Linked DNA regions of Homo sapiens: region 2 is linked to region 1. A link is a loop called in an ENCODE intact Hi-C map of the cell type or tissue named here. Cell type or tissue: heart left ventricle. All regions are shown on one strand. Links, peaks and the distances in the headings refer to the core of each region. The heading gives the core; the rest is flanking DNA.

Region 1 (6,590 bases), core at 1,895-4,394:
TGTATTATTTTCAGCCACCTCTTTTTAAAAACAATATTATCTTCATTCCTGTACCCTTCATTTTGCTTTGTATTTTTGAGAGCGCTGGTTGCCTTAAAATCAGTATCTCAAATCTCTGGCAAAGTTCCTTCTGTTTCTTTGACTCTATGACCCTGATATTTTCTAGAGGTAGCTGGTGTCAATTTGAGAAGCATCCAGAGGAGTGAATAGAAAAGAGGCCTTAGCATTAAAAAGACTAAATTTAAATCCTTGTTCCGCCACTTCCTAACTGTGTGACCTTGGGCAAGTTAATACACATGCTGAGCTTGGATTAATCAGTGGAGGCTTGTAGGACACCTACTGTGATGGCAAATTCTGTGTTTGTTTCTAGCAGGAGAGATTTTAAAAAGAAGTTAAAGAAAAAAATATGTGAGACTATGATATTCTCCCATATTATCAAAAACACTTATTTTCCTCAATGTAGGAATAGTGCAAGCCTGTCGACCCAGCTATTTTAGAGGCTGAAGTGGGAGCATCACATGAGCCCAGGAGTTCAAGACCAGGCTTTAAGAGACCCTGTCTCTTAAAACAGATAACAAATGTAAAGTTTATAGGAAAGATTACATCATGTTGATTCAGCAAATATTTTCCTCTCTTATTTCTCCCTTTCTTTTCTATCTTCCCTTCTACGTGAGGCCCTTGTTTATGGAGGAATGTCATACAAGGGTACTCTTCTTGTGCATATCGAGACAGACCTATAGATGCTTTGAGCTATAATATTCCATATTCATCCCTGCCCTGGAGGCATTAGTAATCTCTTGAGCCAGGCACAGTGTACACACTTGTAGTCCCATCTACTCAGGAGATTGAGGCAGGAGGATTACTTGAACTCACTGCATTACAGCCTGAGCGACATAGCAAGACCTGGCCTCTAAAAAAAATACATAAATAATCTCTTGAGTATGCTATGACATTTCCCAAGCCTGTGGCCTTATCATATAAACGTACAGCATTTTCTAATTCCATTCTGATCATTTCAAATAAACACTTTAATTTTATGATAAAATGTCTTATTACTGTTACTAAAGACCATAAAAAGTTTGTAGTTACAAAGAAGTTATTTGACTAACTCATTATGTTAGATGTCAGCCTAGATATCACAACCTCCAGGAAGCACTCCCTAACCACTTAGATTTAGTTGTGTTTGGTTAGTTAGATTTAGTTATGTTTGATTAGTTAGATTCAGTCTAATTTAATTTAATTAACTTCCGCTGTGAGGTCCTGTAACACCCTACACTTTCCCTATCATAGGAGGCAATACAGTGATACTTCTGCAAGTTCAGCTCAGCCCTTGGACCATACAATCCTGGATTCAAATTGCACCTCTACCTCCTAGTGGAGTTTGTCAAGTTACTTAACCTAAGTTCCCCTTTCCTTATAGATGAAGTGAGATTAATAAAACAGGGTTATAGAAGAGCATGTATATTAAGTGCCTATACAGTGCCTGAGACATCGTAAACAATAAATAAGTACTAGATGCTGTCATCATCACCATCACCATCACCATCACCACCATCATCACCATCACCATCACACTTCAATGTAGTTGCTTATTAAATATGCTTATCTTCCTTGATAAAACAGAGACCACATTTTCTCTGTTCACCTTTTTCCCCCTGCTGCCTAACACAGTTTCTGACACAAAATAGGAGTTTAGTAACTTGACTGTTGAATGGTTTAGACAAACCCTGGTGGCCAAACAACAGCAATGGCTTTGTGGGTTCTACAATGCCTGCTCCTTCATGCACATAGTTGTCATCTTTTATTCCCCCCAAAGCAACGAGATGTGGTCTAGTTCCTTCAAGGGTGAGCCTAGCAGAATAGATCCTAGACGGAGCAGGGGAGATCACTCAGAGCCTGCAGCATCTCAGAGCTACAAGGGACTTCCTCAGCCTCCCAACCTACCTCCTTCATTTTACAAAGTACATCCTAAGACACATCCGTGGCTCAGCCAGGCTACAATTGACACAACTGGAGGGCTGTAGACCCGAGAAGAGGGATTTAGAAGACAACTGAGTCAGAGCAATGTAGCTACATTTTAGTTTAATTTTTTAAGTCCATCACCATTTTATCTATGAAATTTGTTTTTTATTCTTTAAGGATAACACGTAGCTAAGTGCTTATAAATAATAAATGAAAAATAATCATCATTAGCTTGGCTAGGAGCAGTGGCTCACACCTACAATCCCCACATCTTGGGAGGCCGAGGCAGGAAGACTGCTTGAGGCCCGGAGTTCAAGACCAGCCTAGGCAAAATAGCTAGAACCTGTCTCTACAAAAATTTAAAAAATTAGCAGGGTGTGGTGGTGTGTGCCTGTGGTCCCAGCTACTCAAGAGGCTGAGGCAGGAGGATCACTTGAGCCCAGGCGTTGGATGCTGAAGTGAGCTATGATAGCCACCTAGGCAACAGCATGACATCCTGTCTCAAAAACTAAATAAATAGGCCGAGTGCAGTGGCTCACACCTGTAATCCCAGCACTCTGAGAGGCCAAGGTGGGTGGATCACCCGAAGTCAGGAGTTAGAGACCAGCCTGGTTAACACGGTGAAACCCCGTCTCTACTAAAAATACAAACAATTAGCTGGGCGTGGTGGCGCACGCTTGTAATCCCAACTACTCGGGAGGCTGAGGCAGGAGAATTGCATGAACCCAGGAGGCGGAGATTGCAGTGAGCCGAGATTGTGCCATTGCACTCCAGCCTGGGCAACAAGAGCAAAACTCTTGTCTCAAAAATAAAATAAAATAAAAAATAAATATTAGCCAGAGATGATGTTACTTCTAATGAAGGAAAAAGTGATATTCACTACAAATAAGAAGAATGTCTACCACCTCTCTAGCATTTCATTAAGGGAGTACACTGTGGTTCTGATCACCTGCTGTCTGAATTTTACCATAAATTATATTTTGAATGAATAATAATCTGTGACTGTATTGGCAAAACAAAGTCAAATATATGAGATATTTTTAAAAGATGTAAGCCATTTTAATACTCTAGTTACTCTAATTCTAAGGATCGCTATTCCACAGAGGCCACTACTCTGCTTTAGAAGAGTTTCATTATACCTCCCTGGCAATGTAAGACATAAGGAATCCAGAGTGGTTTTTACATCCATTGCATTTACCCAAATACACCATCGGAGGGCAGCACACACCTGGTTGACTTAACTGCCTGTCTGGTGGCCTTATCAAAATAGTTGTCAAATTAGTCTAAGACATTCCTAAATTACCACTCAGATAGGCAGGAAAGCTGTTGGAGAAGACAAAAGGAGCAAAGATTTTTAAAAGACAAAAGAATGCATTCCTTAAGACTCTGAGTTTCTACAAAAGGGAATCTGGAGCTAATCAATGCTGCAAAATGGGAAAACGGAGTTAAAAAAGGAATTTCCTCAATCTGAGAAAACAGATTTGTTATATTTGAAAGATTTTTACTGAGTATGATCATCCGAACACCAGCTACTAAACAAAAATCAGATCTCCTTGTTCCTATTAAGATGCGCTAATTAATAAGATGGCAACAAAGACCACCATATAAAAGGGTTCCTTCAGTAATGTTTTCTTGAGTGAACAAAAATCAAGCCTGCCTTATATTGTATTCTACTTTGCATCACAAACAGTTTTAGTGTATTTCTGGAAAAGCATCAGCAGTTTTTTCGAATTTTAAATTCTGGAGTTATGTAACTATATAGGCAGGCTTTTTTATAACAGAATATAACAGTGATACTTAAATAGAAGACTTCAAATGTAAATATCAGTAGAGCCTCGTTAAGGCTATAAATCCAGACTTTGTGATAATGTGGATTAAATATTATTTACATAACATATAAGGAGGCCGGGTGCAGTGGCTCACGCCTGTAATCCCAGCACTTTGGGAGGCCGAGGCAGGTGGATCACCTGAGGTCAGGAGTTCAAGACCAGCCTGACCAATATGGTGAAACCCTGTCTCTACTAAAAATACAAAATTAGCCGGGTGTGGTGGCACATGCCTGTAATCCCTGCTCCTTGGGAGGCTGAGGCAGGAGAATCACCTCGGGAGGCTGAGGCAGGAGAATCGCCTGAACCCAGGAGGCGGAGGTTGCAGTGAGCTGAGATTGCACCATTGCACTCCAGCCTGGGCAACAAGAGCAAAACTCTGTCTCAAATAAACAAACAAACAAACACATATAAGGAAAGGGATTTGCTAAGCAAATACAGTCTAAGCAGTTGGCAAGAGGAAATGCTTCAATTATTTAAGAATAATTTTTAAGTTTAATTCCAATTTTAACTTGTTTGCAAAAATCTTTTTGGAGAAATATGACGTATATGCATTTCTAACCAGCTTCTTGCATGATTCTAATATAGTCACCTAGTACCAGTAAACAGACTGCTCTTTGATTTTTTTTTAGAACACCAGGCACTACTTTCTTGGAGTAGATGATTAACCCAGCTAAAGCTTGATTTTTACTAGCTAGCACTTTATTAACCTAGTGTGTTATATTGTGACTTTAAAATGGTAAAAACAATTACAAAGTGGAGTTCTCATTCAGGTTAGCTTTCTAGTCCAAGTCACTAACAATTTACTATGTAATAGACATTCTAAGATTTCTGCCAACAATTCTATTGTCAATATATAAAATCAATTTTCAGAAAACTGTAAAGATTATTTCCTTGTTTAATTAAGATTCTACTAATCATAGAAAAGATTATATTGCACACTTTTCTCAAGTTACCTATGGGACTGACAATATGTCCATGTGTCCTGATAGTAAAGTCAGTTATCTGAATGCGTTCCATTTTGGAATAAGAGATCTAAGTGCTAAGCAAGTAACCACCACCACATTCAGGTTTAGAATTGGAAGATCTTTCATTATATTAATAGACCCTTTATTTTTAGATATAACAAAATACCAAAGACAAATGGCCACATATATCCTAATGTACTTGAGAAATCTCGCTACTAATGCTGTGTCACTAATTTTTTAATACTGTATTTAAGAAAAAAAAAAAAGCCTGTCTTTTCTATTGGCATCATTCAAGAAGAAAAAAAAAAAGCTGAATCAGGATATTTCTGTGTGAATGCACATTCCTCACTAAATCTCTCAGGCAGCTGCTTTAGTCACTGTTACTAACACCTTGCTCTGTCATCTCTTTGTACACATGTCTAATTTATCAGTTTCTTGTAGATTGTCAGCAGCCTGCTGCCTCCGTACCGCCACAGTGCTCACAACTAGCCGGGAGGCAAGACTGCCCAACTGTCAGGTAAATTCAGATGTCCTTTCCCTTCCACCCAGCTGCATGTCAGATCCATAGACCCCAGCTCCCCTTTCCGACACCTGAACTGCCTACGCATCATTGTATTTTGCTGTATTTTATTTCAAGTGTGGGCTACATAGACACACATTGGACACCTGCAGTCCCTGCGTTCCCAGTAGGAATACAAGAGAGCTGGGGTTTATTTTGCTGGCTGCCAGCTGGTAGACTCTACAGGCTGCCTTCAGCCCCTTTGTCTGTGTAAATACTTGGATTAGTCCACTGTTTCATTCCTTTCCAAAAAATAAAAGCTGGAATTGTTATGATGTTTGTCCTACTTTTTATTTTCTTTTGTCTTTAAAATATATTTATTTTCCTGGGGAATCTGAGGGATACCAATATACTAATTGACCTGATTTGATTCCTGTACTTTATATGTATTAAAACATCACTATATACTCCATGAATATGTACAATTATTATTTGTCAATTTAAAAAAATAAAATCCCCGCTACTCAGGAGGCTGAGGTAGGAGGATCAATCGCTTGAGCCTGGGAGTTCAAGGCTGCAGCGAGCTATGATACCACTGCACACCTGCCTGGTGAGTAAGAACCTGTTGCTAAAAAACAAAACAAAACAAAAAACACAGTAAAATAAAACTTAAAGTGTTTAAATAGGCCAGGCATGATGGCTCACACCCGTAATCCCAGCACTGTGGAAGGCCGAGGCAGAGGGATTACCTGAGGTCAGGAGTTTGAGACCAGCCTGGGCAACATGGTGAAACCCCGTCTCTACTAAAAATACAAAAATTAGCTGGGTGTGGTGGCACATGCCTCTAATCCCACCTACTCAGGAGGCTGAGGCAGGAGAATCACTTGAACCCAGGAGGTGGAGGTTGCAGTGAGCTGAGCTGGTGCCACTGCACTCCAGCCTAGGTGACAGAGAGAGATTCCATCTAAAAAAAAATAAAAAATTAAAAAATATATATCTCAGGCCAACAAACAGGAAGAATATAAAGAATTAGATATAAAGGCTGGGTGCAGTGGCTCATGCTGGTAATCTCAGCACTTTGGGAGGCTGAGGCAGGAGGATTGCTTGAGTCCATGAATTTGTGGTTACAGTGAGTAAAATCACATCACTGCACTCCAGCCTGGGTAACAGAGCAAGACCCTGTCTCTAGATAAATAGATAGATAGACAGACAGATAGAACAGCTGTATAAAAGTGTTTCTGTGTTTCTGTTCTCTGTCCACTCAGTAGCCTTGGTAAAACTGAATTTGAAAGGTGGAGAAAAACATTGTAGTTAGCATTCAAAAGATAATATTTG
Region 2 (6,590 bases), core at 2,594-5,093, 290 kb after region 1:
TGAGTATTTGGGGTTACATGACAAACTAAATACATTTTTAAAAGTGTAATCTAATCATGAGGAAATAACAGACAAACCCAAACTCAGGAACATTCTATAGAATACCTGGCCTATATTTGGCAGGGCACGGTGGCTTACACCTGTAATCCCAGTACTTCGGAAGGCCGAGGCAGGCGGATCAGGAGGTCAGGAGATCAAGATTATCCTGGCTAACACGGTGAAACCCTGTTTCTACTAAAAATACAAAAAATTAGCCGGGCTTGGTGGCGGGCGCCTGTAGTCCCAGCTACTCGGGAAGCTGAGGCAGAATGACATGAACCTGGGAGGCAGAGCTGGCAATGAGCCAAGATTGCACCACTGCACTCCAGCCTGGGCGACAGAGCGAGACTCTGTCTCAAAAAAAAAAAAAAAAAAAATTACCTGGCCTGTATTCTTCAAAAATGTTAAATTCAGCTGGGCGCAGTGGCTCACGCCTGTAATCCCAGCACTTTGAGAGGCCAAGACGGGTGGATCACAAGGTCAGGAGTTCGAGACCAGCCTGGCCAATATGGTGAAAGCCCATCTCCTCTAAAAATACAAAAATTAGCTGGGCTTGGTGGCGGGCACCTGTAGTCCCAACTACTCGGGAGCTGAGGCATGAAAATCACTTGGGAAGCGGAGGTTGCAGTGAGCCAAGATCATGCCATTGCACTCCAGCCTGGGTGACAGAGTGAGACTCCGTCTCAAAAAAAAAAAAAAAGTTAAGCTCATGAAAGACAAAGACAGACTAAAGAACTGTTCCAGGTTAAAGGATAGAAACACATGATAAGTAAATGCAATGTGCGCTGGACTTAGGCCACAATTTATTCTTTCTTTTTTTTGGCTATAAAGGATATTATTGAGATAACCGTTAAATGAATAACATCTGTAGATTAGATCATCATACTGTAGCTGCTAATTTTTCTGTTTTGACCATTGCACTGTGGTTATGTAAGAAAATATCCATGTCCTTGAAAATATACACTGAAGTATTTGAGGAAAAAGACACATCGTGTCTGTAACTTATACTCAAATGGTTCAGAGATGAGAGAGAGGGAGAAAGAATGATAGAGCAGAAGCAATGTGATAAAAATGTTAAAAGAATCTAGGTGAAGGGTAAACTAGAGTTCTTTTAAAATACTTATGACTTTTCTGTAAGTCTGAATATATTTCAAATAAATTGAAGTTTTGGAAGAAATGTAAATTAAAATGAGATATTACTACACACCTGTTAGAATGGTCAACATCGAGACACTGACCACAAATGCTGACAAGGATGTGGAGCAACTGGAACTCTCGCTCATGGTAGGTGGGAAGGCAAAAGGGTACAGCCACTTTATAGTTTGACAGTTTTTCTTGCAAAACTAAACTTATACGAACCAGCAGCACACTCCTTGGTATTTACCTAAATGAGTTGAAAACTTATGTCCACACACAAACCTGCTACAGAGCAGCTTTATTCACAATTGCCAACACTTGGAAACAACCAAGACGTCCTTCAGTAGGTGAACAGATCGACAAATGTGACAATGGAGTATTATGCAGCACTAAAAAGAAATTAGCTATCAGGCTATGAAAAGACATAGAGGGACCTTAAGGGCATTCACCAAATGAAAGAAGTCAACTAAAAAGGCTACATATTGGCTGGGTGCAGTGGCTCTTATGCCTGTAATCCAAGCACTTTCGGAGGCAGAGGCAGGCAGATCACTTGAGGCCAGGAGTTCGAGACCAACCTGGCCAACATGGTGAAACCCCATCTCTACTACAAACACAAAAATTAGCTGGGTGTGGTGACACGTGCCTGTAGTCCCAGCTACTTGGGAGGCTGAGGCATGAGAATCGCCTGAACTCAGGAGGTGGAGGTTGCATTGAGCCAAGATCGTGCCATTGCACTCCAGCCTGGGGACACAGCAAGACTCCATCTCAAAAAGAAAAAAATATATATATATGGAGACATATTTTGAGATTATGTAGATATCCTAGTCAAGAATTTTTTACCCATCAATGTCCATTGATGATTCTGAATGATTCCTTTGTTTTGTCAATTGCTGATGTTTTCATTTCATCATTTCTTCTACACTTATTTGTTGGCATCCTACTATAAGCATTTTTTCTTATCATTTATTTATTTATTCATTCATTCATTCATTCATTCATTCATATGTTTGGATTCCTGTGTTCCTATTTTATTCAATGGATTGTATAATCCGTTGCCATTATTTTAAATTTTATGTTAATTTTTATGTTTAACTGTCCCAGATTTTGCCAGTGGGAGACCCTTCGAGCTGCCTCCTGGTTCTTCTGACATGTCACTTGAGCCTAAGAGTTTGAGACCAGTCTGAGCAACATAGTGATACCCCATCTCTAAAAACAAAAACAAAACTACATATCATATGATTCCAACTATGTATATGACATTCTGAAAAAGGTAAAACTTTGACACATTAAAAAGATCAGTGGTGGCTCACGCTTGTAATTCCAGCACATTGGGAGGCCAAGGTGGGCAGATCACTTGAACCCAGGAGTTTGAGACCAGTCTGGGCAACATAGTGAGATCCTGTCTCTACAAAAGATACAAAATTAGCCAGGCATGGTGGCAGGTAGTCCTAGCTACTCAGGATGCTGAGGTACGGGAATCACTTGAACCCTGGAGGCGGAGGTTTCAGTGAGAGGAGATCACACCACTGCACTCCATCCTGGGTGACAGAATGAGACTCTGTCTCAAAAAAAAGAAAAAAAGAAAAGAAAAAACAAAACAAAACAAAACCCATGTATGAGATTAGAGCCCCAAGTCCAGAGAGGAGCAGTTTCTCAAACTCTTGCTTCAAACAGCCAAAGTAAAGATTAATGTCTATTAAATTAAAAAAAAAAAAAAAAAAAAGCCGGGCATGGTGGCTCATGCCTGTAATCCTAGCACTTTGGGAGGCCGAGGCGGGAGGATCACAAGGTCAGGAGTTCAAGACCAGCCTGGCCAACATGGTGAAACCCATCTCTACTGAAAATACAAAAATTAGCCAGGCATGGTGGCGGGCACCTGTAATCCCAGCTACTCGGGAGGCTGAGGCAGGAGAATCGCTTGAACCCGGGAGGCCAAGGCTTCAGTGAGCTGAGATCACTCCACTGCACTCCAGCCTGGGCAACAGAGCAAGACTCTGTCTCAAAATAAAATAAAATAAAAGCCTAGCTGTTTTTTTTCTTAATTTTTCTTCTCTGTCTTTTCCATTTTTTCCATCTAAAAATTTAAAGTTTAAGAAGAAATACATTGTTATTAAGGAACCACCAATATCCACTTTATCCATCTAACAAAATGATAGCACCAGCCCACTAGTAGCAGTTGGCCACCTAGGATAGTTTGCCAGTAGTGGTAACCAAGGGCCAGGTCCACCCTTCCTCTCAGCTTTGGTGTATTATCTGGCAGTGGAGCTGGGCTCCACACAGAAGAGAGATCCCCAGCTCCCACACTTCGCATTACTATTTGTTACCTGAGCCCCAGTTATACTGTGTGTGTTGCTTAGGTCTTTGGGCTCAACAGATTCCTTGGACAACATAACAACCAAACACAACACATAATTCCTTCAGCTTCTGCCAACAACTCACTGTTTATGGGGCTGTGATGTGGGCCATGGGGCCAGCCTGAGATCAGGAACAGATGGGACATGTAGGCTCCCAGGTAAAGTAATATCTAGGCACCCTTTAAAATCAATATTCTTGAAATAGTTGCTCAACATGAATTTATTTTATTGGGTTTTTTTATTTGTTTTTGAGACAGGGTCTCTGTCACCCAGTGGCACAAACGGCTCACTGCAGCCTCAACCTTCTGGGCTCAAGTGATCCTCCTACCTTGGCCTCCCAAAGTGCTGGGATTACAGGCATGAGCCACTGCACCTGGCCTCAACATGTATTTAGAGCACGGAGGGATGAACAAAATAGTCAGACTTCTGGGGGAGAGCTGGCAATCTTTCCATTGTATCTGCGCTCTTCAGTTTTGGGGAGAGAGTTGTGTATATTTACTACTCATCAAGTAAAAGGACGTGGAATCAGCTGGAACAGGTTTCACTGGAAAGCTGTTTAGGGATCATTTATTGTTGCTCAAGAGTGCCCTCTAAGGGTTTCAAACTATGATAAGTGACTAACCACATTCTGTGCTCTGCAGGAGTTCCGGCAAACACAACTTTCTCCATATCACTATGGTTTCAGAGATGCCTAAGTGCTCATTGATACTTTAGCATCCCTTACAGGATGGCAACACCGGCAGCTCCCCGGCCAGCCCCCCTTATCCTGCTCTGCTGGGAAGAACAGTCTACAATGCGGCCGCCCCATGGTCAAGTTGCCCTTGCTCCTTGATTCTGTTATTCTCCTTTTCTTAAAAAAAAAAAAAAAAAAAAAAAAAAATCAAAGCAAATTTCTCCAACCTTATCCACAATAGAACTCACGACCGAATCCAAGGGATAGACTACTGTCACAGCTCAATCTTGACCTGGGATCCCCCATATATAGGTGTTATATAGGTGTCTCTCTCTCTCTCTTTTTTTTTTTTTTTTTTTTTTTTGAGACAGAGTCTCGCTCTGTAGCCCAGGCTGGAGTGCAGTGGCGCGATCTCGGCCCACTGTAAGCTCCGCCTCCCGGGTTCAAGCGATTCTCCTGCCTCAGCCTCCCTAGTAGCTGGGACTACAGGCGCCCTCCACCACGCCTCGCTAATTTTTGTATTTTTAGTAGAGACGGGGTTTCACCGTTTTAGCCAGGACGGTCTCGATCTGATCTCGTGATCTGCCCGCCTCGGCCTCCCAAAGTGCTGGGATTACAGGCGTGAGCCACCGCGCCCGGCTAGGTGTCTCTTTATAAAATAGAGATCTGGCCGGGCGCGGTGGCTCACGCCTGTAATCTCAGCACTTTGGGAGGCCTAAGGCAGGTCAGGAGGTCAGGAGTTCAAGACCAGCCTGGCCAAGATGGTGAAACCCCGTCTCTACTAAAAATACAAAAAATTAGCCGGGCATGGTGGCGGGCGCCTGTAATCCCAGCTACTCGGGAGGCTGAGGCAGAGAACTGCTTAAACCTGAAGGGGCGGAGGTGGCAGTGAGCCGAGATCGCGCCATTGTACTCCCGACTGGACGACAAAGCAAGACTCCGTCTCAAAAAAATAAAATAAAATAGAGATCCGGGCCGGGCGCCATAGCTCACGCCTGTAATCCCAGCAGTTTGGGACGCCAAGGCGGGTGCATCACCTGAGGTCAGGAGTTCAAGACCAGCCTGGCCAACAAGGTGAAACCCTGTCTCTACTAAAAATATAAAAATTAGCCAGGCATGGTGGTGGGCACCTGTAATCCCAGCTACTCCAGAGGCTGAGGCACAAGAATCACTTGAACCCGGGAGGCAGAGGCTGCAGTGAACGGAGATTGTGCCACTGCCCTGCCTGGGCAACAAAGAGAGACTCCGTCTCAAAAAATAATAATAATAAAATAAAATAGAGATCCACTGTTTGTAGTCTGAGGTCCTATTAGTTTTATTTAAATTGTACCCTAAGCACTTCCCCTCCTTCCAAAACAGTTTTCACAGTAACAGCCAAAACCTGAGGGTTTAGTATCTGCTAGCCACTATTCTAGGAACTTTATAGAAATAATTTCATTCATATTCCATCACAGTTTTTCAGTGTAAGCATTGTAAATAATGCATCAAGAAACATCTTTGACTTGTTACTGAGAGTTCCATCTGTGATAAAGGGCAGATGTCATAGAAAACCCCTTTGGCAGGTGATTCAACTCGAAGGAGAGGGTGGGAGGAAGCAACATCTGAGAATCATGTGAGCTGTGTTTCGGAAATACACACATCTGTCCCACATCCTGCTGCCCTGTGGATTTGATATGCCTGAGGCTGCATGCTGGCAGGTGGGCTTGGGTGTATAATTTTCTCCCAAGTGATTCTCACTCATTCCATTTTTTTGCCTGTCCCTCATCCCCATTTTTAAAAATTATTTATTTATTTATTTATTTATTTATTTATTTATTTATTATTGAGATGAGTCTTGCTGTGTCACCAAGGCTGAGTGGCATGATCTCGGCTCACTGCAACCTCTGCCTCCCGGATTCAAGCAATTCTCCTGCCTCAGCCTCCCGAGTAGCTGCAACTACAGGGCTGTGCCACCATGCCCTGCTAATTTTTGTATTTTTAGTAGAGACAGGGTTTCGCCATGTTAGCTGGGCTGGTCTCGAACTACTGACCTCAGGTGATCCACCCACCTTGGCCTCCCAAAGTGCTGGGATTACAGGTGTGAGCCACCACACCCGGCCCCTGGTCCCCATTTTTATGAACCATTGTGATAAAGTTGAGGAAAGGCCATTAGTCTTAAGGGTTGCACTCAGGCGCAGTACCACAGCCCTGTGCAGCCAAGACTTCAGTGCTCTGCCTGCTCCCTGTGACAGCACACCCTCCTGCTGTCCACCCAGCTCCACAGGCTTCACTGAGAGGCTCTCAGGTAAGCCTCAGCCTGTTGTGGGCTGTCTAGACTGAAAGCAAAGATAGCTATCTGGCTGGAAAAGAGAAAGGAATTAAGAGATCCATAAAAAGGCTTTCTAAAA

What was found. Peaks named below come from ENCODE experiments on the same cell type or tissue, not always from the same donor. Only the 100,000 strongest peaks of a DNase experiment are listed, where the experiment ranks them.
Region 2: it touches region 1 in a loop (6-fold over the local background); 49 of 110 quality-filtered maps call a loop at or near these places.

What each region holds. Positions count from the first base shown.
Region 1 is chr12:32,362,473-32,369,062 of GRCh38, forward strand. BICD1 (BICD cargo adaptor 1) reads left to right here. Exons shown (of 10, transcript NM_001714.4): 9 at 5,198-5,273. Among named protein-coding and RNA genes, the nearest start is that of FGD4, 34 kb to the right of the region's middle. In heart left ventricle, for the core only: CTCF peaks have their summits at 3,168 and 3,371; no DNase peak of the experiment used is centred there.
Region 2 is chr12:32,653,644-32,660,233 of GRCh38, forward strand. No RefSeq gene overlaps it. Among named protein-coding and RNA genes, the nearest start is that of DNM1L, 22 kb to the right of the region's middle. In heart left ventricle, for the core only: a CTCF peak has its summit at 4,132; no DNase peak of the experiment used is centred there.